Regions from separate parts of the Homo sapiens genome. Here region 2 is linked to region 1. A link is a loop called in an ENCODE intact Hi-C map of the cell type or tissue named here. Cell type or tissue: heart left ventricle. All regions are shown on one strand. Each heading gives the region's core, and the rest is flanking DNA. Links, peaks and the distances in the headings are about the cores only. Region 1 has its middle 94 kb from the start of LINC02225. Region 2 has its middle 33 kb from the start of LINC02225.

Evidence for each region. Peaks named below come from ENCODE experiments on the same cell type or tissue, not always from the same donor. Only the 100,000 strongest peaks of a DNase experiment are listed, where the experiment ranks them.
Region 2: a loop joins it to region 1, with 2.1 times the contacts of the local background. A loop is called at or near these places in 3 of 110 quality-filtered maps.

The regions. Positions count from the first base shown.
Region 1 is chr5:57,797,023-57,813,076 of GRCh38, reverse strand. No RefSeq gene overlaps it. Among named protein-coding and RNA genes, the nearest start is that of LINC02225, 94 kb to the left of the region's middle. In heart left ventricle, for the core only: no CTCF peak of the experiment used is centred there; no DNase peak of the experiment used is centred there; H3K27ac peaks cover 180 bases.
Region 2 is chr5:57,857,985-57,874,038 of GRCh38, reverse strand. No RefSeq gene overlaps it. Among named protein-coding and RNA genes, the nearest start is that of LINC02225, 33 kb to the left of the region's middle. In heart left ventricle, for the core only: no CTCF peak of the experiment used is centred there; no DNase peak of the experiment used is centred there; H3K27ac peaks cover 316 bases.

The sequences.
Region 1 (16,054 bases), core at 3,871-11,870:
TTCCCAAACTAGTGTTTCTAATATGTATGTTTGGCAGAAATAGAATCACTCACAAAAGGAATTTTCAAGATTCTGTTCTCTAACTAGCCAATATCTTGTCTTTTCCATCCATGAAAATGATAACTGCCCTATTTTATCAAGGTTTCTTTGGTTCTCACCAATACATTTGTTTTATTTAATGGTAGGCATGTAGGAGAGAAATCTTGGTTCATATTGTGAAAGTAAAGTCACACACAGTTAAAAAAAAAAGTTATTTACATGATCCTATAGCCAGGAGCAAGATATTGATTAGATTTTCAATTGTGAACAAAAGCATCTAAGGATGAGAATTCTTTCCAAATCTTTCCTGAAGAGACCTATAACAAATAAGACTTCCTGGACTGACACAATAATGTTTTCTGCTAAATCTTTTCTAGTTTTAAGAAAGTTATGTGAATGTGAAAATTGTGCCTGCTACTTTATATTCCAGGAAATTATATAAGGTGATTTCTAAGGCAATTTTCATAGATGTAGTAACATTCAAATGACCTTCTCCAAGTCACAATCACTCTTCCTTCCTCAACACCCACCAGTTTATTTCTCTTGACAGATGTTTCCTTCTCTCCTTCTCTCATTTATTTTTTCTTTCAACTCAATTAACTCCAGTTCATAATTATTTATTTAGTCCTTGTTATGTGTAAGACACTATAAGGATTTGAAATATTAATAAAGCATTGTAAGTCCACTGGAATTAGAGATCCTTTAAAAGGGGAATTCAGTGAACATAATATGGATGGGAATGAAAATGAGGCTTGTAAGAGACTCTGAGAAAGAAATTGAGAAGGAGGAACCTAGATAATGCGCTCCTTAGGGACAGGGCCTGTGCCTTCATATTCACTTGCCAAGCCTGGGGCCAGACTACAAATTAAAGTCCATATGTAGTATCTCTAAATACATAAAAGTTAATCAAGTAGACTCTCAGATGGTGATTTAACCATGGTCTACCCTCTTAATCTTGACAAATATATTTTTGAATGACAGAATTAAAAATATATAAAAGTTATGTTTTGATATGACTAAAAGTCAGCCAAATTTTAAAAATAACTAAATTTACTTATTCTTTTACATATCTGAGGACACTGTTCATGGATCAACAATGTTTGGATAAGCAATAGAGTAAAAATATGTATAAGTCATAAACTAGTAATATGCTTATTCAATTAATTTATTTTTCAGCCTTTATTTCAGTAGGATGACTATGCTGCATGACCAAGTTTTACACAACTTGTGTTCTATTAACATCAATGATCTAAAGGAATAAAAGTACAAGCACATAAATAGTTTTCAAAATTTAAGTGTATTTTTGTCAAACTTGCATAAGAAAGTAAATATTAATATAAATAAGTGAAGGTTATTTTTCATAAGTTTTTAAAATATTACTTTTCTTCTAAAATACTCAAAATTTTCAAAATTATAAGCAAAATACAAAATGTAATTTATGGTAATCAAAATTTATAATTATTTTATAAATCTAAAGTTTGTCATTTAATTTTGAAAAACATGCCACTTATTCTTATGAAATACATTTATAAAAATAAAACTATTTGAAATTTTAGTGATCAACATCCATTTAGTTGCTAATATTAAAGAATTGGCTCCACTGTGTTACAGCTAGACCTATGTTTATTTATAAGCTCTATGAATTATTTAATATTGTAAAATGTTCCTTGTTCTCCATGTGCAAGAGTGACACATAATGTGCTAATTTAAAAGTACTTCCTGAGCCATGAACTGTAAATCAGAAGCAACATAAAATAGATGCTAGCACTACTGGTAGTTTGCTATAGTTGAATTTATTGCATTTATGCTGAGAGAAAGAATATGACAAGTTAAAATAATTTTTTCTTTTTTTATTACACTTTAAGTTATACAGTACATGTGCACAACGTGCAGACTTGTTACATATGTATACATGTGCCATGTTGGTGTGCTCCACCCATTAACTCATCATTTACATTAGGTGTATCTCCTAATGCTATCCCTCCCCCCTCTCCCCACCCTACAACAGGCCCCAGTTTGTGATGTTCCCCTTCCTGTGTCCATGTGTTCTCATTGTTCAATTCCCACCTATGAGTGAGAACATGCCGTGTTTGGTTTTTTGTCCTTGTGATAGTTTGCTGAGAATAATGGTTTCCAGCTTCATCCATGTCCCTACAAAGGACGTGAACTCATCATTTTTTATGGCTGCATAGTATTCCATGGTGTATATGTGCCACATTTTCTTAATCCAGTCTATCATTGTTGGACATTTGGGTTGGTTCCAAGTCTTTGCTATTGTGAATAGTGCCGCAATAAACATACGTGTGCATCTGTCTTTATAGCAGCATGATTTATAGTCTTTTGGGTATACACCCAGTAATGGGATGGCAGAGTCAAATGGTATTTCTAGTTCTAGATCCCTGAGGAATCGCCACACTGACTTCCACAATGGTTGAACTAGTTTACAGTCCCACCAACAGTGTAAAAGTGTTCCTATTTCTCCACATCCTCTCCAGCACCTGTTGTTTCCTGACTTTTTAATGATCGCCATTCTAAGTGGTGTGAGATGGTATCTCATTGTGGTTTTGATTTGCATTTCTCTGATGGCCAGTGATGATGAGCATTTTTTCATGTGTCTTTTGGCTGCATAAATGTCTTCTTTTGAGAAGTGTCTGTTCATATCCTTCACCCACTTTTTGATGGGGTTGTTTTCTTCTTAAAATAATTTGTATTTTCTTTCTTAAGAGCTTCCACTGCTCAAATCCTCCTGATACTCCAAAGAGGCATCCAAATGCAACATGGACAGGGGCACCATCCTTCAATGTTCATGGCGTTTGGGGATTTGGGGCAGCCACTTTTTCTTTCAAGGTAATAGGGCAAGAGATGTGGAGAAGGATTTCCTTGGGCCATAAGAACATCTGTGCAGGTACTGAGCTCTGGATCCTAAGTGAAAGAGATGCCTATGAGTTTTTAAATAATTTTTAATGTAGATTTATGACATGTAGGATCCTTAAAAACTTAAGAACTCAGGGGAGAAACACCTTTAATCCAAGTCCAAGGCCATTACTATCCAACACCTTGCACACTACCTTATGTATAGTGAGGTTCGATAAATGCCTTAGTTATTACAAAAGTTATTAATTAATTATAAATATGTGGAGTGAGGAGAATATAAAAGAGCTAAACTTTGAAGACTGCTAAAAGGGAGTTTCATAATCCTAGAAAAATAGATTTGTAGAAAAAAACGAGGATGAATTTATCTCTAAAAAGTGAAAGTTTGATGTATTGGTAGAATTTCTATAAGGAAGTGTCTGTTAAGCAACTGAAAATCATAGCCTTGATCAAAATAAAATAATCAGTAAAGGCTGAAATATTATGACTCATACCTTAGGGTTTGTTTGTTTGTTTTTGGAAAAGTTAAAAAAATACAAAGTATTCCACAAAATAATGCATGAGGTTCCTATTTTAAAGATGGTGGTGGAAGGTGGGTGTTTCTGTCTTTCTTTCCTAAGAATAAAATCAAAACTCAGAATGCAAACTTCATTTTTGGTAAAAATAGAAAACAGCTGAAGTGCCAAACTACAAAATAGGTCTAGAGGACTGTTCACGTCTTGTTAAGGGCAGTGCAGAAAGAATCAGGTGGAGGGACTCACAGCAGTAGGTCTAGGGGGAAAAAACAGTAAAGATATTTTCTTGAAAGAGAAGAACACAACCTGAGTCCCAGTTGCTAAATCCTTTGTTTTTAACAGCTGGACAATGGTACACACACTGGGGGCAGCAGCAAATAAGGGTGGAGCTAAAAACAAAAATCACATAGTCAAGCTATATTTCCAGGAAGCTGGCTGTCTCTGCAGCAGCAAGGCAGACGAGAGACCTTACACTGTAAACAATCCCAAAGCTGGGGAGAAGTAAATGCTATATGAACTTCCTACACACCCAAGGATAAGAAAACTCCAGTTAGCCTGGGATTCTGTGCTCGCTCCTCTGCACATCAATTTCCTATCAATACCTGATCCAGGGAAATTTTACCTCCTTCAAAGATGAACACTGAACATAAAAAGCAGCAAAATTTCTATACAAAATTTTGACAAGAGAAAAATGCAGAAAGAAATATATAAAATAAAAGTCAAAAAAGAAAAGCCACTAGAAAAAATTAGCACATAACAGATAAAAATTGTACCAAAATATACCATCATGAATAGCCCCTCTGAATTAAAGGATTAATTATCCCTATAAAAAAAAAGGAGACAAAACAGAAATATAAAGGTTCACAGATGAAATGCTGATGAAAGAGGAGACAAAATGTGAACAAAAGAGCTCGGGAAAAAAAATGAAACAAAACACATAAATGAAGACAAAACTGGAAGAAACGTAAAACGGGAAGTTTTAAAAACACAATAATAGGAATAAATAATGATGTAAGAAAATAAAAAGGAAATAATAATTTTTTTTCAATTCAAGAGAAACTGACAGGGAGAATAGATAAAGGGGATTACATGCATAATTGAAGTCGCCAAAGAAGAAATCTACAAATAATTAAATAGCATAAATTTATAAGAATAAAATTCAAGAAAACATTTCTAAAATTAAAGAAGACTTGAAGTTAAATATTGATATGACACATCATGTCCCTGAGAATATTGACCCCAATGGGTCAACATGAGTCATATCCCAGTTAAAAGGACTTCAAATATAAAGAAATATTCCTTTGACAGTCAAAAACTTAAAGAAATTATTATTAAACACATGAAAGCTGCCTTTCGCATTCATAAGAAGAAAAATTCAAGTTAGAATTGTATTGATATGTAATTTTTCATCTATAAAATTGGCAAGAAAACAGATAATGTACCCTTGGCGATGATGTAGAGATAACAGGCACACTGATAGTCAAAGTATAAATTGGTATGACTCCTATTATGATAAATTTGCTTATATCCATGCCAATTTCAAATGAATATCACCTAGAAATGGCAATTTCTCTTTCAGAAATTTATTGTATAAACATCATCTTAAACATGTGAAATAACATACATATATAAGTTTTTTGCAATATTATTTATAACAGCAAACAATTAAAACCACACACACACACACACCCCTTCACATAATGGAATACCATACAGTCTTAAAATGAATGAAGAAGCTCTTTATGTATTAATATGGGGTGATATTCAAAATATAGTATGAAGTGGAAAATATCAATGTGTGGAACAACTCATATTCTGTCATCCAAGTGATAAAGATAAATATAAGAAGGTATGTTTGTGTACATGAGTGTGCTAGATCTATTCTTGTGAATCTCAGGAAGAATACATAAAATGATAACATGAGTTGCCTCTGGGAAGGGGAACTGGGAAAGGGCTAAAAAAATACAGTTGAGTTTGAAAATTTGGAAACCACATTAAGATTCTTACATGCATTTACATACTATTTAGGTTTGGTAGGCAATCATCTACTAAAGCCAATACAATTATAGTGGCCTGAATAATTTAATGTGGATCAAGGAACAATCTGTAGACTAGAAACAGTTGATTATTCCAGGGCTGGCCAATAAAACTTTCTGCAGTGATTAAAATGTTCTATAATTCTGCACTATCTTATATGGTAGTCACTAGCACATCTAGCTACAGCTTTTAAACACTTGAAATGTGGTTACTGTAACTAAGGAATTATTTATTTTATTTTATTTAATGTTTTTCCACTTAAATTGAAATGGCTACCTGTGGCTAGTGGCTACCATATGGGACAGCAGAGCTTTATACTAAAAAATACTGAGCTCTAAGTATTAAAATACTGAGCTTTGAAGACAGAATATTTATGACATTAACATGAATAATTTATACTTTTCTCATGCAATACAATGCTCTGTATACAAAAGCCTAGTCTTCAGCTGGGTAGGTTTGTTGCTGTTTCTCAAATTCCTCCAAGCCCTGGCCAGAGCATCAGTTAGGCTACATGGTGTCTCTGTAGAAATTAGGAAAAAGGAGCAACTCCACAAGCAGATGGCTGGAACAATAAATGATGGCTTGGTGTGTACTACAAAAGGTGACCCTCTCTTTGGGCAGTCCCAACCTCTGCCAAGGCAGGCAGCTGGTAAGGGGAGCACAAGCTGGGTTCTGCCTGCACTCGCACCCTTGTGAAATTGTGGCACTCTTGTCCTGTGAAGCATCTGCCCACTTGCGTATGGTGGCCCTGCCCATAACCTTTCCCCAGAACTGAAGCAAGTGTTGACCATTCAACCACAGAGACCTTCAAGATCCAGATTCCCTCTACCCCCTACTGTGTTAACTCCTTAAGTCTAAAACTTGTCTGCTAGCAGGATCTGAGCCTTCTGCCTTTCTTTTCTCCAGAATTATTCCCATATTATAATTATAATTATTATGAAGGTATAGAAATGCCTGCGTCAGAACACAGGTTTGAGGATTAAACAATGTAATTCATGGATAACATTGATCTTTTGTCTAGGCTTCAGTGGGTGCACAGTAATGCTTAGGTCATCCTCCCACATGGATGTGATCGTGTGTATGTTAAAAAGAAATGGTCCCTACAAATGTATCAGTTGCCACCTGCATGTTGGTGACATGCAACAGAGGCTTAGAGAAAGTACATGAGAAGCAGGATCTGAGCATAAGTAGGAAGCTCGTGTGTGTGTACATCTATCTGAATTTGGAGGGATAGTTTGTTAATGGAATTTAACCATAGCACACACTTCAACACCCCCGACCCCCTGACTTTCCTGGTTCCGTTCATCAAACTGTGTATATTTTCCTGATCTCTCTGCTTTGTTCAAATTAGTCTGCTTTATGAATAAAAAAGTTGAGGTTCAAATGTTTAAAGTGATTTACCCAAAGCCGCACAACTGGAGGCAGAGTCCAGTTCCTTTCTAGACTCTAAGGCTAGTTTTCTTTAGACCAAATTCTAGCTAACTAAATATAATATGCCAGTAATAACATATTTGTCATTTATCTGTCACAGTTCATGCTACTGACCCAACATAAAGTATGGACTATGAAGAAGGTTTGTGTATGGCTTGATTAGTCACCAAATTTGCCTTGTTAGAATTTACTGAAGGATGAGCCTTTATTCTCACAGACCTCCTGAACTGAGAGTATAAGAGGCCATGAAATTCAAGCTCCCAACTTACACATGAGTGGTAGTGATTCATTCAAACTGTGTAATCCATTCCTTCCCTGGGTCTTCTTATGACAGTGACAAACCAGAGAGAGAACTGGTCAAGCTACGGTTAATATGAGAAATAGGAGAAAAACCAAGTTTCTTAAAGGACTGATCCTTGAACCCTTGACTTATTTGCAAGGAAGAAAAGATATATTTTTCTACATATTGCGTTAATTACCCAGTGCACTAAATAAAGCCCCAAACATGGCACACCCAATACTTGGTAATACGTATATAAATTCTTATTTTGGTCTCTTTTGACTCAAAGGAGGGAACTAAGAAAGAGGTCTGATCTATTTTAGGCCCCAAATTAAGGATGACCAATTTAAAATTCATCAACACAGTATTTATAAATAAAACAAGACTCAGTTGAAGTGATAATACTTCCTCCCTGTCTCCCACTCTCTGAAGTGTTGCAAGCTTACCTTCAGGCCTAAAATTAGGGCAGCCTTGCTGAGTCATTAATAAATTTTGCCCCTATACCTCATAAGACCATAAAATCCTTGACAACAATACTTAAAAGCTTGTCTTCCTGAGCCCACACTTCTCTCATGGAACCAGACCCAAATTCCATTATGGTTCCAGAAAACTATTCCTGGCAAATCAGATCATTGCCAGTGACCTAGAGGCATCCACTTACTTTGGCAGAGAGGGTATTTTCCTCCTTACAGAAGTAGAAATGAGGTTATCTTCCTTAGCTTCAATCAGTCACCAAATTTCCCTTATTAGTGATTTATTTTGAGAAGAATCTTTCTTCTTATGGGAACTCAGAGATTCAGACATACTGTTGGGATTGGTAGGGACTTAGTGTTCATAAAACCCAAGTTCCTCATTGGACACCTAATAAACAACAAACACAGGACTATCAGGAGAAGTCTTATGTATAACTAGTAGATTAAAAAAAAAACTTCAGAGTTCTAGTCGTATTTCTCTTGTAATTACTCAACATCATAGTAACATGAAATCCAGTGGATAACATAAAATTACCCTATATTCAAACATTCACTCATTCAATTCATAATATTCATCAGGAATTTGTGCAAGCTCCTGTACTAGATACTAACTATAAAACAAAGAATACAATTGATGTGGTTTCTGCCTTCACAGGACTTAATTTAGTGGGTTACAAAGACAATATGAAAGGCAGCTATGATCATGTGATGCTTATGTATGAGGGAAGAACAGGGGTGTGACAGGAGCATATGGGTTGAGAAACTGGTAGACGGGGAGACCTAAAACATTCCTGAACATTTTTGGACATCAAGGAAGGCTTTCTGGATAAAGTAACACATAAGCTATACTCTGAACAATCAGTTAAGAGTTAGCTGAAAATGAGAATGGGGATAAAAAGGAGGAGTGTCCCAAGCAAATCCAAAGACCCAGAAGTAAGTGAAATAAAGCAAATTCAATGAACCATAGCCATGCAGTCTAGCAAGAACTCAGGTAGTCCAGGACAGCATAGTGAGCCACAAGGCTGGAAAAGCAAGCAAGACTCAGATTATAAACTGTATCATTATACGCTGCATTAAAGAGTTTGAACTTTTGTCTAAAAGTTTTGGAACCAAATAAGGAACTTTAGCATCTGGAAAAGATTACTGTGGTTACATTATGTATGGGAAATGAATTGGAAAAGAATAGACTTAAGCCAAGGAAGTCAGTTATGGGGAGGTTGCTTAGGAATCCAGACATGCGATGTTGTAGTCTGAACTAAAAATAGTGAATGCATTTCAGAAATATTTATGCAGTTGAATGGGCAGACCTGTGATTTACCAGGGCAAACAAGAATAGCCAAGAGCTTATCCCTCTCTATATCTCCCTTGCCCAACAGCACATAAATATGAGACATCACAGATCAAGCCAGCAATAAAACTCCTGGAGTAAACCACCTGACCTCCAATGCTTCTAGGTTAAAGTCTTCAAGATTTATAGGATGAAGTCTAACAAAAGCCGTCCTTTCTCACTAGTGTTCATTTTGCAGATACTTCTTGAGGGTCTCCTGTGTTTCAAGCATTAGCCCATGTCCTGGGAATAGAAATGAAAAGGACACAGTGTCCACACTTAAAGATCACTGTATTGTAAAGGAGGCAAATATATGAATGGATAATTATAAAACAATGCATAAGTAAAGTTTTGCTAACTCTGAATGAGTATATAGAAACACATAATCCAACCAAGGAAATCATGAAAGCCTCCGTGGGTACCTTCATAGGAGGTTTCCAGGGCTCATTCATAAAAATGAGTAGGAATACATAGAAGAAAGGAGGAAAAGGGAGGTATGGTATCAATAAAGGCATAAAATTAAAAAATTACATGGTTTCTGGATGAGGGACATAAGCAATACTGCACAACTGAGGCATGAAGTGAGAGGCAGAGTGCTGTAAGATAAAGGTCAAGAGGTTCATAGGGATGGCCTGCTGGGCCATGTTAAGAAGATTGTATTTTAACTGCTAGGCAATGGAAAGCTATTGAAAATACTGAAAATAGCAAAACATAAGTTTAATTTTCCTTTTTAGTATAGTGGTGAGTGAAAAAAAGGTCCAATAAAATCAGATTTGTGTTTTTGATACCGATACTATGATATATGTACAGAAAATGTGATTTAAAGGAATATATCTAAAAGTAAGAATGCAGGAGGCTCTTGAAAAAGTCAGAAAGAGAAATGATGAAGGCATGATCAGTGCCTGATATCAAGCAATGTTAGAGATGGAGAGAAAAATGAATGAGAGAATCTTAGAAGAAAACACAGGCAGAATTTTGTGATAGATTGTATTGGGATTGGTAAGGGAGCAGGACAAAAAAAGTGTAGTTAGTTTCTAACTTGAGGGACTGGGTAGGTCTAATCATTGAAATAGAGAATACCGAAGATGAGTTCATTTTGTTTATTGCATTATAAATGTCTAGGTAACATATGGCTGTAACTCTGGTATGTTGAAATATATGTAAGTCCAGATCATCAAGATGATGTAGACTTTTGAGTTATCAACATATGGGTGTCAAAGAGACTCTAGAAACAAATGGGGGCAGCTATTTATTTATTGTCTAATTGATCAAACACATATTTACTACTTTGTAAGTGTATCAGAATATTACATAGAGGAGAAGTGTGCCAAGAACAGAACACTGACAGCTAAAAAGACTAACATTCAAGAGGTGAAAAAAGGCAGAGGTATCTACAAATGAGACAGTGGAGAAACCATCAGATAGTTTCAAGAAGAACCAAGAGTGTGGGTATCACAGAAGTCAGGAAAACAGAAAGCAAAATGAATAATTCTAGTAAAATAAGGATTAAAATGACATTTGCAAGAAGACATAACTATCCTAAATATATATGCGTTCAACATTGGAGCACACAAATTCAGAAAACAAGTTCTTCTTGGCCTACAAAAAGACTCAGACAACCACCCAATAATAGTGGGAAACGTCAACACCCCACTGACAGCATTAGACACCCCATCGAGGCAAAAAACTAGCAAAGAAATCCTGGACTTAAACTTGACACTTGACCAATTGTAACTAATAGGCATCTACAGAACACTCCACCCAGTAACCACAGAATATTCATTTTTCTCATCTGTACATGGAACATTATCCAAGATCAACCACATGCTCAGTCATAAAGGAAGTTTCAATAAATTCAAAAACATTGAAATCAAACCAAGCACACACTCAAACCACAGTGCAATAAAAATAGAAATTCATATCAAGGGGATTTCTAAAAACTATGCAAATTCGTGGAAATTAAACAACTTGTTCCTGAATAATTTATGGACGAACATAGAAATTAAAGCAAAAATCAAAAAATTATTTGAAATTGATGAAAATAGGGACAACACTCACCAAACTGCCTGGGATACAGCTAAAGCCGTGTTAAGAGGAAAGCTAACGGTACTAAATGGCTTTATCAAGAAGTTAGAAAGATTTAAAATTAACAATCTAACTTTGCACCTGAAGGAACTAGAAAAAAAAGAGAGCCAACCAACCCCAAGGCCAGTGGAAGAAAAGACATAACAAAATTTAAAGAAGAACTGAATGAAATTGACATGCAAAAATCCATACAAAAGATCTTCTCTCTTTCTTTTGTTAATCTAGCTAGCTGTCTACCTATCTTGTATGTTTGTTTGTTTCTTGAAGGAGCAGCTCTTGGTTTCATTGATCTTTTGTATGAGGTACATTGGGAAAATGAGGCCCAAAATGATTAAATAAATTATTCGTAGACACATAAATAAATTCTTAGTGGCTAAATTGATCTTTCTTCACTGAAAATATGATTTCATACCTAAAAAAACCCTAAAGAACCCACCAAAAGTTTACTAGAACTGATCAAATATTTTAGTAAGGTTTTATATACAAAATCAATGTACAAAAGTCAGTAGTATTTCTAGACACCAATAGTGTCCAGGCTAAGGGTCAAATCAAGAACACAATTCCACTTAAAATAGCCACAAAGAAAATAAAATATCTATAAGTACAGCTAACCAAGGAGATGAAAGATTTCTACAAGGAGAACTATAAAACACTGCTGAAAGAAATCAGAGATGACACAAATAAATGGAAAAACCTCCATGCTCATGGCTTAGATGAATCAATATCACTAAAATGGCCACACTGTCCAAAGTAATTACAGATTCAATGCTATTCCTGTCAAAGTACCCACGTCATTCTTTACAGTATTAGAAAAAACTATTCTAAAATTCATATAGAACCAAAATAGAGCCCAAATAGCCAAAGCAATCCTATGTGAAAACAACAAAGCCAGAGGCATCACAGTTACTTCGTCCTATACTATAAGGCTCTAATAACCAAAACACATGGTGCTTGTATAAAAACACACATAGAACAATGAAACAAGATACAAAATCAGAAGTACAGCTGCACACTTACAATCATCCAATCTTTGACAAGGCCAACAAAAACAAGCAATGGGGAAGGGCTACCTATTCAGTGAATGGTGCTAGGATAACTGGCTAGCCATATGCAGAAGAATAAAACTAGACCCTTACCTCTCAACATATACAAAAATTAACTAACAATGGATTAGAGATTTAAATGTGAAACCCCAAAACTATAAAAATACTAGAAGAAAACCTGGAAAATACCCTTCTTGACCTTAGCCTGGGCAAATAAATTTTGGCTAAGTCCCCAAAAGCAATAGCAACACAAACAAAAATTGACAAGTGGAATCTTAATAGAACTAAAAAGCTTCTGCACAGCAAAAGAAGCTATCAACGGAATAAACGAACAACCTACAGAATGGGAGAAAATATTGCAAACTACATATCTGACAAAGTATAATATCCAGAATCTATAAGGAACTTAAATCAACAAGTAAAAACCAAACAATCCCATTAAAAAATGGTCATGGACATGAACAGATATTTTTCAAAAAAAGGCATACAAATGGCAAACATATTAAAAAAATGCTCATCATCACTAATCACCAGAGAAATGCAAATCAAAACCACAATGAGATATCATCTCACACAAGTCAGAATGGCTATTATTAAAAGTCAGAAAACAACAAATGCTGGTGAGGCTACAGAGAAAAGGGAATGCTTATATACTCTTGGTGGAAATGTAAATTAGTTCAGCCACTGTGAAAAGCAGTTGGGAGATTTCTCAAAGAACTTAAAACAGAGCTACAAGTGACCAAGAAATCCCATTACTGGGTATATACCCAAAGGAAAATAGATCATTATACCAAAAAGATACATGCACTTGTATGTTTATCATCACCCTATTCACAATAGTAAAGATGAGAAATCAACCTAGGTGCTCACCAATGGTGGATTGATGAAGAAAATGGAGCACATATACACCAAGGAATACTATGCAATCATAACAAAGAACAAAATCATGTCCTTTGCAGCAACATGGATGGAGCTGGAGGCCATAAGCCTAAGCGAATTAACACAGGAACAGAAAGTCAAATATTGCATGTTCTCACTTAGAAGTGGAAGCTAAACATTAAGCACCCATGGACATAAACATGGGAACAGCAGACACCGCAGGCTACTTCAGGGAAGAAGGAGAGAGAGAGGGAAATGGGTCAAAAAAACTACCTATTGGTTACTATACTCACTACCTGGGTGCAATATACTCATGTAACAAACCTGCACATGTACCATGTACTCCCTGTTTCTAAAATAAAAGTTGAAAAAAAATGCTACATGCCAAACTGTAAAAATTAAAATAAAATAAATTTACCTTTGATTCAAAGACTATAAAATGTACTGATGATACTAGTGAAAGTACCAGGGTAATCTTTAACAAAATGGGCCACCCAAGTTGACCTCAATATACCCAGTGGCCAACCACCGCAGAGCTTAAACTTTGGTCCCTGGCTCCCCACAACTGGGAAAATAATTGAATCAAATACAATCATCTTGTACAATGTAGGGACTTTATTTTTCCCTTGAGGCTAGCCAAAGAAAAGGAACTCTCCAGGGTAATGTTTAAGAAATGGACTCTCCTATAATGTGAAAAGAGCACTGGACCAGGATTAAAGAGAATTAATGCTCTAACCAATACTAATATTCTTGGTAATCTTAGGCAACCCATTTAAGTTTGTGGACCCTATATTATTTATCTATAAAATCTAGATGGACTAGATAATCTTTAAAAGCCCTTCCTACCATTCCTCTATATGAATATAGGCATGATTACCTACTATGACTTGCTATGACCATAGATACACAAATCTGTTCACTCATAGGATATTCCAAGGACTCCTAGAAGCCATGTGTTCTATGCCCTATTTTGGAAAGTTCTGTTTTTCTTCCAACTAGGAAAGCAATGTGAGAGATAGAATTTTGTGTTTTCCTTCAAGATGAGAAAACTCATTTATAAATTTGCGGCAACGCATATTAATCTCACAGTAAACGCCCACATAGCAACTGGCTTCATACAAAAAATAAAACAAAATAAAGGTCCTCAGAGAAACAGAACCTTTATTAAAAGATTTTTTTTTCTTAAATATCTACATCAAGTTGTTCTCATAGTCTTTAAAATGCCTCTCATTAAATCACAGACCTTGTTCTGGGCCTGAGAGAGTTTTTCATGAGTGGAAATGCAATGTTCTGTCAGCCTTTTGGAAGAAGACCTCAGAGAGTTTTAAATAATTAAAGCATTTACATTTTAGAAGCAGGAAATAAAATGAAAGTCTTTTCAACATATCTTGTTTTTGTAGGCTTATCAGAAGGTAAGGTAGTAAAATAGGACTAGGAAGGTGAAGAGAAGCTAAAGCAGGATACATTGTCAAACAAGTTATCTTAGAAGGTAACTGGTCCTCAATTCCACTGGTAATTGGGAGAGAGTATAGAACACAACTCAGAGTTAAGGTAGCTGAAAAATAGGAAGCTAGAGTATTTATCTTCCAACCCCATCCATCATTGGCTGGGAGCTGCTCCTAGGGGCATGAATTCCACTAGCTTGGTGTCCAGGTCAGGAGAAAGTCATCAAGTGAAGAACTGCAAATGCTTGCAGAAGGAAATGGATCTTAATGACCCAGGAGTGCCGAGAGGATATGGGTGGGGCACAGGCAATATCCCCTACATTTCTCAAATACACTCTACACTTCACAACTCCTATATCTATGTGCATGCTGTTTCCTCTGCCTAAAATGTTTGTTTCTTTCCTCCTTCTTTTATTCCTCCTCCAATATTAAAAGTTAACCTTTTTTCAAAATTTAATCTAAATTGTATATTTTTGTGAAGTGAAGGTTATTTAACAGTTTTTCTTTATGTAAAAGTAGTGTAATAGCTAACATTCACTGAGTTCTTAATAAATACTAAGTACCTTCTAAGGTAAATACTATTAATATCTCCATTATACTGTAACACATGTAATAGCACCTGAGATATTAAAGATAGGTGATAGAGCAAGGATTCAAGACAAGATAGTCTGTCTCTAGAACCCATGCTCGTAAACATGATATCCCAAAGACTTATAGCATGTAGCAAACTGCCCCCAAGAGTTCAGCATCTAGATGGGGACACAGGTTACTTACAAGATAAGGAATATCTAGTAGTTATCAAATAAGTAAAACACATACAAACTTTTCTTTTGTATGAAAGACTAAGGATTAAAGAATCAATATGCATCTATTTGTTCTATAAGGTAAATAAAGAGTTCTGGAAAATAGCATTATTCAAACACAAAATTGTTGTTAATTCTCTAGAAATGATTACAGACCTATTTCTCAGATTAGGAAGCATACTGAGTACTAATACAAAGAAATAAATATGAATTCACATCTAGTCATACTTACAGTGAAACTACAGATATCTTTATTTTAAAGATATCTTTAAAATAACCTGAAAGCAAAAGAAGGTAATGTAAAAAGAACAAGAATTAGACTAACAGCAGGCTTCCCAAAAACAGCTGTAGAGACCAAGGGAAATTGGTCTCTACAAAGACAAAGGGATATTTCAAAGTGCTGAAAGAAAGTAACTATCAACTCATAAATATCTGACCAGCTAAATTCTCATTTAAAAGTGAAAGTAAAAATCAAGATAATTTTAAATTAGAAAAATTGAGAGAATGTTTACCACTAAGGATCTTCTGTGAAAAGATATCAAAAGAAATGTATCCAAAAAGAAGGAAATTGAACACAGAAAGAAGAAATGAAATAGTATGAAGAAAATGAGCAAGGAAATTAGCAAATGTTTTGATAATTTTTTTTTTTTTTTTTTTTTTTTTTTGAGACAGAGTCTCTCTCCATCGCCCAAGGTGGAGTGCAGTGGCGCGATCTCGGCTCACTGCAAGCTCTGCCTCCCGGGTTCACACCATTCTCCTGCCTCAGCCTCTGGAGTAGCTGGGACTACAAGCGCCCGCCACCACGCCCGGCTAATTTTTTGTATTT
Region 2 (16,054 bases), core at 4,894-12,893, 60 kb before region 1:
AAGCACTGCAATGCTACATCTGAATTTTGGGAGTCAGTGGTTGTTACCTGGTAACCTGATACCCTCTATCCTTGAAACTATAAAGCACTAATTAGCTCAAGGTGGAAAACTTTTGAACAGGCCTTAAAAACACTAAGTCCCCTTCCTGACACTGACTCATTTTGTGTCCCTGTGCTAGTCCCATAACCTTGTTGAGCCTCAGTTTCTTCACTGGCAACATGGAAATAATAATATGTTTAGCAAAGGGGTGTTCTGGAGTTTAATTAGAGTTTCTAAAATACTTTGAGATGATCAGATGAAAGGTACGCTTTAAACATACATCATTAATTATTATTTTTATTGGACATAGTAATTTGAAAATACTAGAAGCTGCTGGTTGTTGTTCTATTGTCACCGAATCTATATATTCTAGTGCAGTTGTCTTTCTGAAAAGTATATTCTCATGGTCAAGATGATTAACTCATTTATAGATTATTCTCCCAAAAAATTAACTTGGGAAAATATGCAAAATAGGATAAGTAACAGGAATAGGGAAAAGCATAACAGGTAAGTATTAGTTTGCCTAGTTAAAATAGACACACCTAACTGTTGAAGTAAACATAACAGCAGAAGGGATAATTGAAGGAAAAGAAGATATAACATGATTGCACAACAATATAATGGTGCTTCTATTTGAAGTGTGCTTTTCTTCTTAGGAACTCAAAGCAATTTACCAATATTATCTCCCTGATGCTCATAACATCCCCATAAGGAAGAGAGCAAAGAGGAGTCTACTTTAGAGAGAGATTAATAGAGACATAGTGACTAAGTGATTTGCCCAAGGTCACAGAGTCCATTGCTAGCAACAAGGTTTAAGTGTCATTTTCCTGGACAAGGTCAAAGAGTTTGCTAGAGGTAGAGTTGGGACTGGAAATCAGATGTATTGTATCTAATAACTAAGTGATGTTACCTCTCTTCAAACAAATGAGTATAGTCTGAGGATAAAGACATTTTATTATATTGCTGCAAAAGTAATTGTGATTTTTGTCATTACTTTTATTAGCATTTTGCCATTACTTTTAATGGCAAAAATTGCAATTACTTTTGCACCAACCTAATACAAACAAATCCTCTTCAATATCTAAGTAAAGGTTGAGCAGGTCTCCTCTAGATTAACAGTACCGGAGAAAGCATGTCTCTTATTCCATGTTGATACAATTTCTGTTTCCATCAGTGATTATGAAGATTTAAAAGAAGTTTTCTAAGGAACACTTCATATCACTGGGGAAAAGTTTAGCCTCCTGTGGAGGGTAATTAGAACCTGAGAACATGTTCAATAGATCATTGCTTCATATCAGGATTTTTTTTGATTTTTGATTCTCACCTAAGTCTCAGGAAGTATTAGAATGTATTCATCTGAGATAAATTAGACCTCAAAACTCTCTTTCCACATATGTCTACTTTTTTGGCTTCATAAACATCCTTAATACAATTCTCACCCAAACTTCCAAGATACAGAATGTGAGAAAGATCTCACTGATATTAAACTTCATGTGTCTTGCAATATTTGAGACTATTCAACTGTCAAAAACTGCCAAAAACGCCATTCCCAGTTTTTACGTTAATTTGACTGAGGCTATTAGTAGAAATATTTTATATGGTTAGGATCCATCATGAGATAACACTTTGATGATATTTCTGAATATTGGGCAAGTACTCACCATTGATGGTCTGTTTTCAAGTTCAAGGAGTTCTCTTTCTTTCTCTTCTCTCTTTAAAGAAAAAGACATACTGTAAATTTTAAATAATTATTTCATATAGAGACTCAGAAAATAAGTAAAATACAAAGACAAAAGATAAAAAGCAAAGATGGAGCAGTAGAAGGTGATAACCTACTAAAAACTCACCATAAAAACCTATGTATGGAAAACCTCCCTGTTAAGACCAAACACACCTGTTTGAGAAAAGGTAAATTGATGAGGGATTTCATACGGTCTAACAAATTGTTACACTAAGGATGTGTTTATACACTTGCAACTTGTTACAAATAATAACTCCTAGAATTCTTTCTGTTTAAGTCTTTATGATTTAACAGGTGTTTATTATTGAATGAATTTATAAATAAGATTATGTTGAGTCACAATGCTTTAAATCAGGAATCAGTTCTAAACTTTTTAATCATTTTTTTCTTTTTCTATTTCTTGTTTTTGGGGGTTTGTTTGTTTGTTTGTTTGTTTGTTTGTTTGTATAGCCTGAAGATCCTGAATGGTGGTTGTCTTTCATCTAGAGAAGAGTAGAAGACCAATTCTACCTAGTTGACTGACCATGACTCACTCCATTCAGGTTCACAGGATTGTGATTAATCAGTGGGTTAACTTTCTACTTTGCATTATTTACCACATGATCTCCAGCTCCAAGACCTGTATGAACTCTCTGGACCAAACAACGTAACATACAACAACTAGTACAGAGTTCTTTGAAAAGAAACTCAGCTTCAAAATAACCAACACCCAGCCTAGCCTGCAATGGTTAGTCCTCTGAAACCCAGACACATCATTGAAAAGTGTAGTGATAAGCCCCAGTTACAATGGCTGTTATCCAAAATATAGGCAGTAACAAATGCTGGCAAGGATGTGGAGAAATGGGAATCATCGTACACTGCGTGTGAGAATGTAAATTAGTACAACCACGATGGAAAACAGTCTGGAGTTTCCTCAAAAAAACTAAAAGTAGAGCTACCATATGATCCAGCAATCCGACTACTGGGTATATACCTAAAGGAAAGGAAATCAGTATATTGAAGAGATATCTACACTCCTGTGTTTGTTGCAGCACTCTTCACAATAGCCAAGATTTGGAAGCAACCTAAGGGTCCATCAACATACAAATGGATAAAGAAAATGTGGTACTTATACACAACGGAGTACTATTCAGCCATAAAAAGGAAAGAGATCCTGTCATTTGCAACAACACAGATGGGACTGGAGGTCATTTTGTTAAGTGAAATAAGCAAGGCACAGAAAGACAAGATTTTTATGTTCTCGTTTACTTGGTGGAGCTAAAAATTAAAACAATTGAACTCATGGAGATAGAGAGTAGAAGAATGGTTACCAGAGGCTGGGAAGGTTAGTAGGGGTCTGGGGGAGATGTGATGAAGGTCAATGGGTATAAAAAGTAGTTGGGAAGATGGCTGAATACGAACAGCTCCAGTCTACAGCTCCCAGCGTGAGTGACGCAGAAGACGGGTGATTTCTGCATTTCCATTTGAGGTACCGGGTTCATCTCACTAGGGAGTGCCAGACAGTGGGCGCAGGTCAGTGGGTGCGCGCACAATGCGCCAGCCGAAGCAGGGTGAGGCATTGCCTCACTCGGGAAGCGCAAGGGGTCAGGGAGTTCCCTTTCCTAGTCAAAGAAAGGGGTGACGGATGGCACCTGGAAAATCGGGTCACTCCCACCCGAATACTGCGCTTTTCCGATGGGCTTAAAAAACGGCGCACCACGAGATTATATCCCGCACCTGGCTCGGAGGGTCCTACACCCACGGAGTCTCGCTGATTGCTAGCGCAGCAGTCTGAGATCAAACTGCAAGGCAGCAGCCAGGCTGGGGGAGGGGCACCCGCCATTGCCCAGGCTTGCTTAGGCAAACAAAGCAGCCAGGAAGCTCCAACTGGGTGGAGCCCACCACAGCTCAAGGAGGCCTGCCTGCCTCTGTAGGCTCCACCTCTGGGGGCAGGGCACAGACAAACAAAAAGACAGCAGTAACCTCTGCAGACTTAAATGTCCCTGTCTGACAGCTTTGAAGAGAGCAGTGGTTCTCCCAGCATGCAGCTGGAGATCTGAGAATGGGCAGACTGCCTCCTCAACTGGGTCCCTGACCCCTGACCCCCGAGCAGCCTAACTGGGAGGCACCCCCCAGCAGGGGCAGACTGACACCTCACACGGCCGGGTACTCCAACAGACCTGCAGCTGAGGGTCCTGTCTGTTAGAAGGAAAACGAACAAACAGAAAGGACATTCACACCAAAAACCCATCTGTACATCACCGTCATCGAAGACCAAAAGTAGATAAAACCACAAAGATGGGGAAAAAACAGAACAGAAAAACTGGAAACTCTAAAAAGCAGAGCAACTCTCCTCCTCCAAAGGAACACAGTTCCTCACCAGCAATGGAACAAAGCTGGACAGAGAACGACCAATTTGACGAGCTGAGAGAAGAAGGCTTCAGACGATCAAATTACTCTGAGCTACGGAAGGACATCCAAACCAAAGGCAAAGAAGTTGAAAACTTCGAAAAAAATTTAGAAGAATGTATAACTAGAATAACCAATACAGAGAAGTGCTTAAAGGAGCTGATGGAGCTGAAAACCAAGGCTCGAGAACTACGTGAAGAATGCAGAAGCCTCAGGAGCCGATGCGATCAACTGGAAGAAAGGGTATCAGTGATGGAAGATGAAATGAATGAAATGAAGCGAGAAGGGAAGTCTAGAGAAAAAAGAATAAAAAGAAATGAGCAAAGCCTCCAAGAAATATGGGACTATGTGAAAAGACCAAATCTACGTCTGATTGGTGTACCTGAAAGTGACGGGGAGAATGGAACCAAGTTGGAAAACACTATGCAGGATATTATCCAGGAGAATTTCCCCAACCTATCAAGGCAGGCCAACATTCAAATTCACCCATAACAATATTAACCTTAAATGTAAATGGACTAAATGCTCCAATTAAAAGACACAGACTGGCAAATTGGATAAAGAGTCAAGACCCATCAGTGTGCTGTATTCAGGAAACCCATCTCACGTGCAGAGACACAAATAGGCTCAAAATAAAAGGATGGAGGAAGATCTACCAAGCAAATGGAAAACAGAAAAAGGCAGGGGATGCAATCCTAGTCTCTGATAAAACAGACTTTAAACCAATAAAGATCAAAAGAGACAAAGAAGGCCATTACATAATGGTAAAGGGATCAATTCAACAAGAAGAGCTAACTATACTAAATATATATGCACCCAATACAGGAGCACCCAGATTCATAAAGCAAGTCCTGAGTGACCTACAAAGAGACTTAGACTCCCACACATTAATAATGGGAGACTTTAACACGCCACTGTCAATATTAGACAGATCAACAAGACAGAAAGTCAACAAGGATACCCAGGAATTGAACTCAGCTCTGCACCCAGCAGACCTAACAGACATCTACAGAACTTTCCACCCCAAATCAGCAGAATATACATTTTTTTCAGCACCACACCACACCTATTCCAAAATTGACCACATACTTGGAAGTAAAGCTCTCCTCAACAAATGTAAAAGAACAGAAATTATAACAAACTATCTCTCAGACCACAGTGCAATCAAACTAGAACTCAGGATTAAGAATTTCACTCAAAACCGCTCAACTACATGGAAACTGAACAACCTGCTCCTGAATGACTGCTGGGTACATAACGAAATGAAGGCAGAAATAAAGATGTTCTTTGAAACCAACGAGAACAAAGACACAACATACCAGAATCTCTGGGACACATTCAAAGCAGTGTGTAGAGGGAAATTTATAGCACTAAATGCCCACAAGAGAAAGCAGGAAAGATCCAAAATTGACACCCTAACATCACAAGTAAAAGAACTAGAGAAGCAAGAGCAAACACATTCAAAAGCTAGCAGAAGGCAAGAAATAACTAAAATCAGAGCAGAACTGAAGGAAATAGAGACACAAAAAACCCTTCAAAAATTAATGAATCCAGGAGCTGGTTTTTTGAAAGGATCAACAAAATAGATAGACTGCTAGCAAGACTAATAAAGAAAAAAAGAGAGAAGAATCAAATAGATGCAATAAAAAATGATAAAGAGGATATCACCACCGATCCCACAGAAATACAAACTACCATTAGAGAATACTACAAACACCTCTACACAAATAAACTAGAAAATCTAGAAGAAATGGATAAATTCCTTGACACTTACACTCTCCCAAGACTAAACCAGGAAGAAGTTGAATCTCTGAATAGACCAATAACAGGATCTGAAATTGTGGCAATAATCAATAGCTTACCAACCAAAAAGAGTTCAGGACCAGATGGACTCACAGCCAAATTCTACCAGAGGTACAAGGAGGAACTGGTACCATTCCTTCTGAAACTATTCCAATCAATAGAAAAAGAGGGAATCCTCCCTAACTCATTTTATGAGGCCAGCATCATTCTGATACCAAAGCCGGGCAGAGACACAACCAAAAAAGAGAATTTTAGTCCAATATCCTTGATGAACATTGATGCAAAAATCCTCAATAAAATACTGGCAAACCGAATCCAGCAGCACATCAAAAAGCTTATCCACCATGATCAAGCAGGCTTCATCCCTGGGATGCAAGGCTGGTTCAATATACGCAAATCAATAAATGTAATCCAGCATATAAACAGAACCAAAGGCAAAAGCCACATGATTATCTCTATAGATGCAGAAAAGGCCTTTGACAAAATTCAACAGCCCTTCATGCTAAAAACTATCAAGAAATTCGGTATTGATGGGACATATCTCAAAATAATAAGAGCTATTTATGACAAATCCATAGCCAATACATACTGAATGGGCAAAAACTGGAAGCATTCCCTTCAAAAACTGGCACAAGACAGGGATGCCCTCTCTCACCACTCCTATTCAACATAGTGTTGGAAGTTCTAGCCAGGGCAATTAGGCAGGAGAAGGAAATAAAGGGTATTCAATTAGGAAAAGAGGAAGTCAAATTGTCCCTGTTTGCAGATGACATGATTGTATATCTAGAAAACCCCATTGTCTCAGCCCAAAATCTCCTTAAGCTGATAAGCAACTTCAGCAAAGTCTCAGGATACAAAATCAATGTACAAAAATCACAAGCATTCTTATACACCAACAACAGACAAACAGAGAGCCAAATCATGAGTGAAATCCCATTCACAATTGCTTCAAAGAGAATAAAATATCTAGGAATCCAACTTACAAGGGATGTGAAGGACTTCTTCAAGGAGAACTACAAACCACTGCTCAATGAAATAAAAGAGGATACAAACAAATGGAAGAACATTCCATGCTCATGGGTAGGAAGAATCAATATCATGAAAATGGCCATACTGCCCAAGGTAATTTACAGATTCAATGCCATCCCCATCAAGCTACCAATGCCTTTCTTCACAGAATTGGAAAAAACTACTTTAAAGTTCATATGGAACCAAAAAAGAGCCCGCATCGCCAAGTCAATCCTAAGCCAGAAGAACAAAGCTGGAGGCATCACACTACCTGACTTCAAACTATACTACAAGGCTACAGTAACCAAAACAGCATGGTGCTGGTACCAAAACAGAGATATAGATCAATGGAACAGAACAGAGCCCTCAGAAATAACGCCTCATATCTACAACTATCTGATCTTTGACAAACCTGAGAAAAACAAGCAATGGGGAAAGGATTCCTTATTTAATAAATGGTGCTGGGAAAACTGGCTAGCCATATGTAGAAAGCTGAAACTGGATCCCTTCCTTACACCTTATACAAAAATCAATTCAAGATGGATTAAAGACTTAAACATTAGACTTAAACCATAAAAACCCTAGAAGAAAACCTATGCAATACCATTCAGGACATAGGCATGGACAAGGACTTCATGTCTAAAACACCAAAAGCAATGGCAACAAAAGACAAAATTGACAAATTGGATCTAATTAAACTAAAGAGCTTCTGCACAGCAAAAGAAACTACCGTCAGAGTGAACAGGCAACCTACAAAATGGGAGAAAATTTTTGCAACCTACTCATCTGACAAAGGGCTAATATCCAGAATCTACGATGAACTCAAACAAATTTACAAGAAAAAAACAAACAACCCCATCAAAAAGTGGGCGAAGGACATGAACAGACACTTCTCAAAAGAAGACATTTATGCAGCCAAAAAACACATGAAAAAATGCTCATCATCACTGGCCATCAGAGAAATGCAAATCAAAACCACAATGAGATACCATCTCACACCACTTAGAATGGCAATCATTAAAAAGTCAGGAAACAACAGGTGCTGGAGAGGATGTGGAGAAATAGGAACACTTTTACACTGTTGGTGGGACTGTAAACTAGTTCAACCATTGTGGAAGTCAGTGTGGCGATTCCTCAGGGATCTAGAATTAGAAATACTATTTGACCCAGCCATCCCATTACTGGGTATATACCCAAAGGACTATAAATCATGCTGCTATAAGGACAGATGCACACGTATGTTTATTGCGGCACTATTCACAATAGCAAAGACTTGGAACCAACCCAAATGTCCAACAATGATAGACTGGATTAAGAAAATGTGGCACATATCCACCATGGAATACTATGCCGCCATAAAAAAGGATGAGTTCATGTCCTTTGTAGGGACATGGATGAAATTGGAAATCATCATTCTCAGTAAACTATCGCAAGAACAAAAAACCAAACATCGCATATTCTCACTCATAGGTGGGAATTGAACAATGAGAACACATGGACACAGGAAGGGGAACATCACACTCTGGGGACTGTTGTGGGGTGGGGGGAGGGGGGAGAGATAGCATTGGGAGATATACCTAATGCTAGATGACGAGTTAGTGGGTGCAGCGCACCAGCGTGGCACATGTATACATATGTAACTAACCTGCACAATGTGCACATGTACCCTAAAACTTAAAGTATAATAATAAAAGAAAAAATAAATAAATAAATAAATAAATAAATAAATAAAAAGTAGTTGGAAAGAATGAAGAAGACCTAGTATTTGATGGCACAACAAGTGATTTTAGTCAATAATAATTTAATTGTATATTTTTAAATAACTAAAAGAGTATAATTGGATTGTTTGTAACACGAAGAATAAATGCTTGAGTGGATAGATATCCCATTTACCCTGGTGTGATTATTACCCATTGCATGCCTGTATTAAAGTATCTCATGTACCCCATAAATATGTATATGTACACATACCTATGATATACACACAAAATTTTTTTAAAATTATATGTATTATATATAATCTATACCTATATATAACTTAATAATGTATATAACGTTAATATGAGGTAAAAGTGTAGTGATGATATAACCCAGAGTTAATAATCTAGTAGCTTGATTTACCTGGGGTTGAGAAGAAAGCGACTTGTATGATTTGGATTTTCCCAATACTATTTAGGAATCTTGAAAGGGTATTACATGGTAGGCTTTTTAAAAATTTCTCTGTGAGTAAATTTTCTAGGCCAAAAGGATAAATTGTATTAATTGCCAAACACTCAGAATCTTGCAATCGGCATTTCCTTGGATTTTCTACAACAGTTTCTGTGCCAGTTGGACTTTCTCTCCACTCACAATTCCCCTTGGAGTGGTGTGGCGGCAGGGGTGCTAAGTACCTATATCTGCAGAAGAGGACCCAATGCCTGTGGATAGATCAATTAGAAATCACAACTTCCCACGTTAAAGTTGAGTTAGAGAATCCAGTAGATGAGAGAAGCATTTATTGTAAAGGCAGAATTCAGTTTATATTTATGATTATAAGAAGCCTAAAAACGCCAATTCTAGCTCAGCATGAGGTTCAGCTCAAGGGGAATAATGATGCCACTGATAAGATATAATAAAATCCTACCTGAAACATGATGTTCTGTTTTACTTACTTGCCTTAAAGAGTTACTTACGTTTAGTCTATAAGTGGGCTACAGGTATTCCAATATAATTCTAAGGGTCCTCATACAAAGCCCTATTCATGGTCCACTCTACCTGCAAACTGCTGCGTGTAGTGCTTCTGGGGCTGCAGCTAAAGTATTTAAAAGTTTTTAGTAGAGACTTCTTTCCTTGAAGGTAATGAAAACCTACCATATTTTGTAGTGTGAGGAGCCATAGATAGAATCTGTTTGCATCAAAGAACAATGGCCAGATGACACTGCAGTTGAACAGCAGCATGCCCCTACACAGGAACCCACTCAGCTCTAATCCTTGTGGATTCAATATGGCCAACCCAGGTCTCCAGGAAAAACCTACATAAACCTCTTAGTGTTCCTCCCATTTCTTTAGTTTCCAAACGTGAATAGGACCAGAACCACCCCATGCCTGCCTCTTGCCTTATAAGTGCTTCTGTGGTTGAGGAAGCTGCTTAATAGTGTAACCTGTAACTCACACCCAACTCTACGCTAATTCAGGAACTCTGAAGCCAAGCAAAAGGAATCCCAGGATGATCTCTCCTTACTCCCTATAAATCTGCTTTGGCTGAGCTGGTTGTCCAGTGGACTGAGTCATGTAATTACCCCATGGGAAACACAGGATGGAACTGCATTTAAATGCTGTGGACTGATCCCATAAGCTCCTTTATTTATTTTAATAAAACATGGTTGTGCTTGTTTGGTGTATGCATTTGTTTTAACAGTAATCAAAACTATATGGCCTCTAATTTTTAATGAATGCATCTTAATCATACATAAAGGTATAATTAATTAGTTTGTTAGAGGAAGCCTTTGGTTTTCACACACACACTGCCTCTCTTGCCTCCCCTACTTCCTACCACTCCCTGTTTTAGGCCATGAAGGCATATAAGTTGTTTTGGGCTTTCTTCTCTTAGCAAACATTGGGACTTTTATGGTCCTCCCCCAAAGCATTGAACCAAAACGCTGACCATTCTGTCATTTATATTTCAACTAAATATCCCAATATGAGAGTTTCCTGTGAATGTCAATTCAATTTATCAAATAACATAGCTTATGGCTCATTCCATGCAAAGCATTGCAAAGGCGTATTCAAAGGCCCGTTGCTGCATATGTTTATGATTTAATGTTATGTGGGTAGGAGCTTTCACTAGATGAAGATGTCTTGGCTCAGATATTAAATCATGATCAGACACACTCTGGGTGACATTTTTCTCTTCTTAATTCCCACATAAAACTCCCACTGAAGTGACAAAGAAGACTCATGTGTGTGGGAGGCTGACTCGGTATTCACATAGGTTCTTTTGCAAAAAGGAGTTACATTTGGTCTGCTCACAGTGCATCAATACATGTAATAATCTCCCTTCTTGGCATCAACAATTTCAGCTTAGAAACTAGGACGGTAAGTATCACACATGCTCCAAAATACAAGCATACAGCCTCTTATCAAATAATATGGCTTTTAAAGAATTTAGCAGCACAAATGGCTTAATGTAAACTAAGCTCAATATGGCAAAATCCTACGCAGCTTGAAAACTCAGTGGTAGGAGTTGAAGTCAGCCTGCCCAGTTGACAAGTGACTCAATACTGAAGTTTAATTGTCTTTGCTGTTTGCCAGTAACTCTAAGAAGATACTTATCTTGGTCTTGCTGTGCTGGTTCACCAGCATTTTTCAGTTGGGAAAGTAACTATGTGAACCACAGTGGCTCTGCTAGATAAAAATAGGTGTATTATCATTGGCATTTTAGACAAGCCTTCGGAGTTTCACTGCTCTGGAACGGCACACGAGAGCATTACACTGTGCAAAGAGATGGGCCAAGATGATGAAATGTTGGCCTTTCTCCAATATTTCAAGTGGTTTACACCCAGTATCGGCTGGAAGGCATTTGTTCACACATATGGTGATAGTCTCAGCTGAGAAAAGCCTGGGAACTCACCTTCGTTTCTTCACTCACACACTCATAACTAAAACCCATCATGCTTCTAACAGAATACAAATCATGAGAAACCCATAGATTAAAGACTAAGGATGTAGGTGATTGAATAATGTTTAAAATATGAGTTTTGGATTGGGAAACGTTGAAGATTTTGCAGGATAAGAATGTCAATGTATTTTTTGTGAAGCTCTCGATTTTTTTATGTCATTAATACCTTGGAACAAATGAAAGTCACAGGTAATCATCTTAAAAATCTTTTATTTCATTTTTTCCACCAACCCTCCCTCTCTCCCCTAACACCCACCAAACCACTAATAAGTAAAAGAATGACTATGGGTTTTACCTCCTTTACTTTTCTCTCCTCTCAGAACTAATTAATGAACAGGGAAGTAAACCAACAATGAATGGGAAGAGCTCAAGATAATTGATCTTTTGAATAATGAAGGACAAGCTATAGTCCTCAGAAGGGAGTAGCTTCCTTATGGCATGTGAGGAGGATGCCATATTCTATAAAACCCATTTTGATGAGAAGGAACTCTGTTCTAGGAAACAATAAGTCTGAAAACCAATAAACATTACAGCATTGGGGACCACTTTAGATGATCAGAGAGCTTTGTGGCCTTGGGCAAACCACTTGACCTTTGTGGACTTCAGTTTCCTCATCAGTAAAGGATTCAGCTGAATTATTTTTAGGAACCCTTCCAACCTGACTTATCTGGTCATGTCACAACCACTGGACTATCATTTTAAAATGACTTTGCTGTTCTACTTTACTAGAAGAACTAGAGAATTTGATTTTCTCATATTTCCTTATTATTATCTACCTCTGGGAAATGTATGATTTGCAAAGCCAGTGGTGGAGCAAAAATGGTGCTTATGCTTCTACATGCTGCCTTCAGCAGGAGAAATGCATATTCGTTCCAATCTTTCCATACCACCAAGTTCTGTCATGACTTTTAGAAGTACCCAGAATATCTCTGATATTCCAGACATATGTAGAAATGTATATGATGCCATCACCAGTAAATGACTAAACAGTATTGTAATTCCCTACCACTCTAGACCTTTCAAGATCTTTAAGATGTCATGGACCTATAGAAGCAATTAGGGTTTTTGTTGGCCGGAGTGGGGAATTGGCATGAAGGGAGCTGGAAAGATAATTTTTAGTCCTTACCAACCCTAAAGTGCCTTGATGTTTTTTGCTGTGTTCTATGCTCATGAAAAAAAATAAAAAATAAAAAAAAGGTTCTATACTAACGGTAAAGCAAAGGAAATCTCCCCCACCTCCACCTTAGCCTCAGTAACAAACAATTAAAGATGACCTAACTTTGCTTTCAAAGCATTCTTTAAACTGACATTACATTTATCATTGGTGCCATTAAACAATGGCTATCTGGATCCTTTAAACTTCTGATAGACATGATTACAGCCTATCCCCAAAGCCTTGCATTTTCAGAATTAAATATATTTACAATGATGAAATAAAACATATTGCATAAGACCACTATCATAATGGAGTGAATCTCCCATACCAAATAATAAATTACTAATTGAGGTAAGTCAGAGAATCTCAGAACTGCAACAGAAGAGGACCCCATATACAGTATGTCCAGTGAGGCCTTTCTGATGCCAAGGTGGCAGACACATGTGGCTGCCTTATTTTCCCTCATCCCCTCTGCCGTACATTCTGGTCACACAGAACTCTTTGGAATCCTCTGTCTTATTATTCCTTTGTGCCTCTGCACATCCTGCATGCCCTTCAGTTCCTTGCCTGCCTGAAGGGAAACTGCCAGACAGGGCAAGTTTCATCTCCTCAATCTCTATCTAATCACTCCTTCCTTTGTACCTGCACTAAATCCCATCTCATATCTAGAAAATATCTATAATATTTCATTTCTCTTATATTATCACATGTTTGTCTCCCTCTAGCAGACTATAACTTTCTTAAAGTCCGAGACAGTTCACCTTTTAACCCACTGATTAGGCCTTTCACTAATCCAGGGTTCTCTTTTAGAGGTGATAGTTTTCAGTGGCTCATTTATTTTCCAGTTTCCAAACACACATATGGATTAGTTGTCCAGAATTGAAGAGTACAGAGCAGATACACCTTAGCAACAGTTAAAATTTGCATCTGTGATTAACCCAGAGACTTACAACAGTAAATGAAACATTTATAGGCAGCAAGGTAGGCAAACACTGATCACTGATGAAGAATAAGTGATAGGTAAACAATAATAATTTCTGGCATTGTATAACACTTTTATTACCCAACATTCATATATCTCATTTACCTTTATCTTTATAAAAATGATATAAAGTAAGGAGAGAACTTATCTACATTTTACAGAAGGTGAAACATATGAGGAGATTGAGTGACTTATCTGTAATCTGTTTATGACAAAGTAAGGACTCAAATTGGATTTCTTAACTCTAGTTCTGTGTCCTTCTTCTATGGCATGAATGATAATATTTTTGATGGGTTCATCCATTTAACATACATGATACATGAAAGGCACCATACTGGTTCTGCTCCTTAAATATACACCAGTAAAAGAAAAGATAAAATCTCCAAGAAATGAACAGCCCAGTGAAAAATATAGCAGATGACTACATAATGAAAACTCAGGGTAGGCCAGGCGTGGTGACTCATACCTGTAATCCCAGCAATTTGGGAGGCCAAGGCAAGCGGATCACCTGAGGTCAGGAGTTCAATATCAGCCTAGCCAACATGGTAAAACCCTGTCTCTACTAAAAATACAAAAATTAGCCAGGTATGGTGGTGCACTCAGGAGGCTGAGACACGAGAATTGCTTGAACCTGGGAGACGGAAGTTGCAGTGAGCGGAGATAGGCGCCAATGCACTCCAGCCTGGACGATAGAGTAAGACTATGTCTCAAAAAACAAAACAAAACAAAAAAAACCTCAGGGTGATAAGCATTAAGTATTAATATATAGGCATCTTAAAAGTCTCACAGGAAAACACAGGAACATTTCACCAGTCAGGGAGTTTGTTTGGCAAGGAGACTTGGGAGTGGGGTTGAAAGGGAATCTATTCTGCAATGGCTTCTTTGGGAAGGCAATGCTTGAAGGACACGTTCTAGTTAGCAAAGAAAGGAATGAAGAGTGGGGAAAAATCATTTGGTGTAGAAACAGAAGAATGTGCAAAGGCACAGGGTCATACAGAAAGATGGCACAGTCTTTCTGAAAGCTACTTTCAAGCCTCCTCAAATTGCTACTTCCCTAAAAGGATTAGTTCTAGGGTCCAGATCCTTCCTCAGTGAAGGGCTTGTTGACCCAGCTGTTTGGAGACATGTCAGCAGGCAGCTGTTAGCTATCAGCCCCTTCAAGGATTGCCTCAGCTGCAGAACCCTCTTGTTTAAGGTCATGCTCTTTCCCAGGGACACACACATCCAACAACTGATTAGTGCAGAAGAATAAAGACCTGATGATCTTCATCTGGCTCAGGATACCTCTGAAGGACCATTTTAGCACCAAGTGTCCCTGCAGTGTTGGCTGAGGCTGCTGTCAAGCCTGCATTTCAGCTAACTTCTCCTTCTCCTTTTGCCTAATCCTGTTTTCTTATCTCCCTTTCCATATGTGTCTATCCATAGGGCGTTCTTTAATAAATATGTAGCATGTTCTAATCCCCATCTCAGAGTCTGCTTCCTGGGAAACTGTAACCTGTGACAGTTGGTACCCGGAGTACTCTAAGAATTGTAGGAAAGAAGATGGGGTTTGGAGCTGGATCACTTGTGGCTTTGCTGGCAATGAGAACCACATCACTTGTGGTAGGGCACAGGCAGTCCTGATACTAGGTAAGGTTCCTATTGGTCAAAATTTCACTGGTGAATTGGGATGATATAAAGGTGGATGGGATGCTCTAGCTACTGCTACATATCAGACATTTGAAAAATAAGCCAGCAATAGAAACTATAAGAACAATACAATCATGTGGCTATTTTTTTTTTCCTTGGGATGGAGACTCGTCCTGTCGCCCGGGCTGGAGTACATTGGCACAATCTCGGCTCACTGCAACCTCCGCCTCCTGGGTTCATAAGATTCTCCTGCCTCAGCCTCCTGAGTAGCTGGGATTACAGGTGCCCGCCAGCAAGCCTGGCTAATTTTTTGTATTTTTAGTAGAGACGGGGTTTCACTATTTTGGCCAGGCTGATCTCGAACTCCTGACCTCGTGATCTGCCCATCTCGGCCTCCCAAAGTGCTGGGATTACAGGCATGAGCCACCATGCCCAGCCCATGTGGCTATTTTCTAAGCTCCCTTTTCTGAAAGAAAGAAAAAGCTGAGAGAAATTTACAGGTAATTGAAAGCAGGTGTGAAAGTAAAGCGCCTTCTTGGTAACATATATAAAGGATCTAATTTTCTGCAGCAGGAGGGCCTAGAAATCATAGGACAGGAATAGGATTTAATAATCAGAGTTGCCAAGCTCTGAAGAAGGTTAAACTCCTTA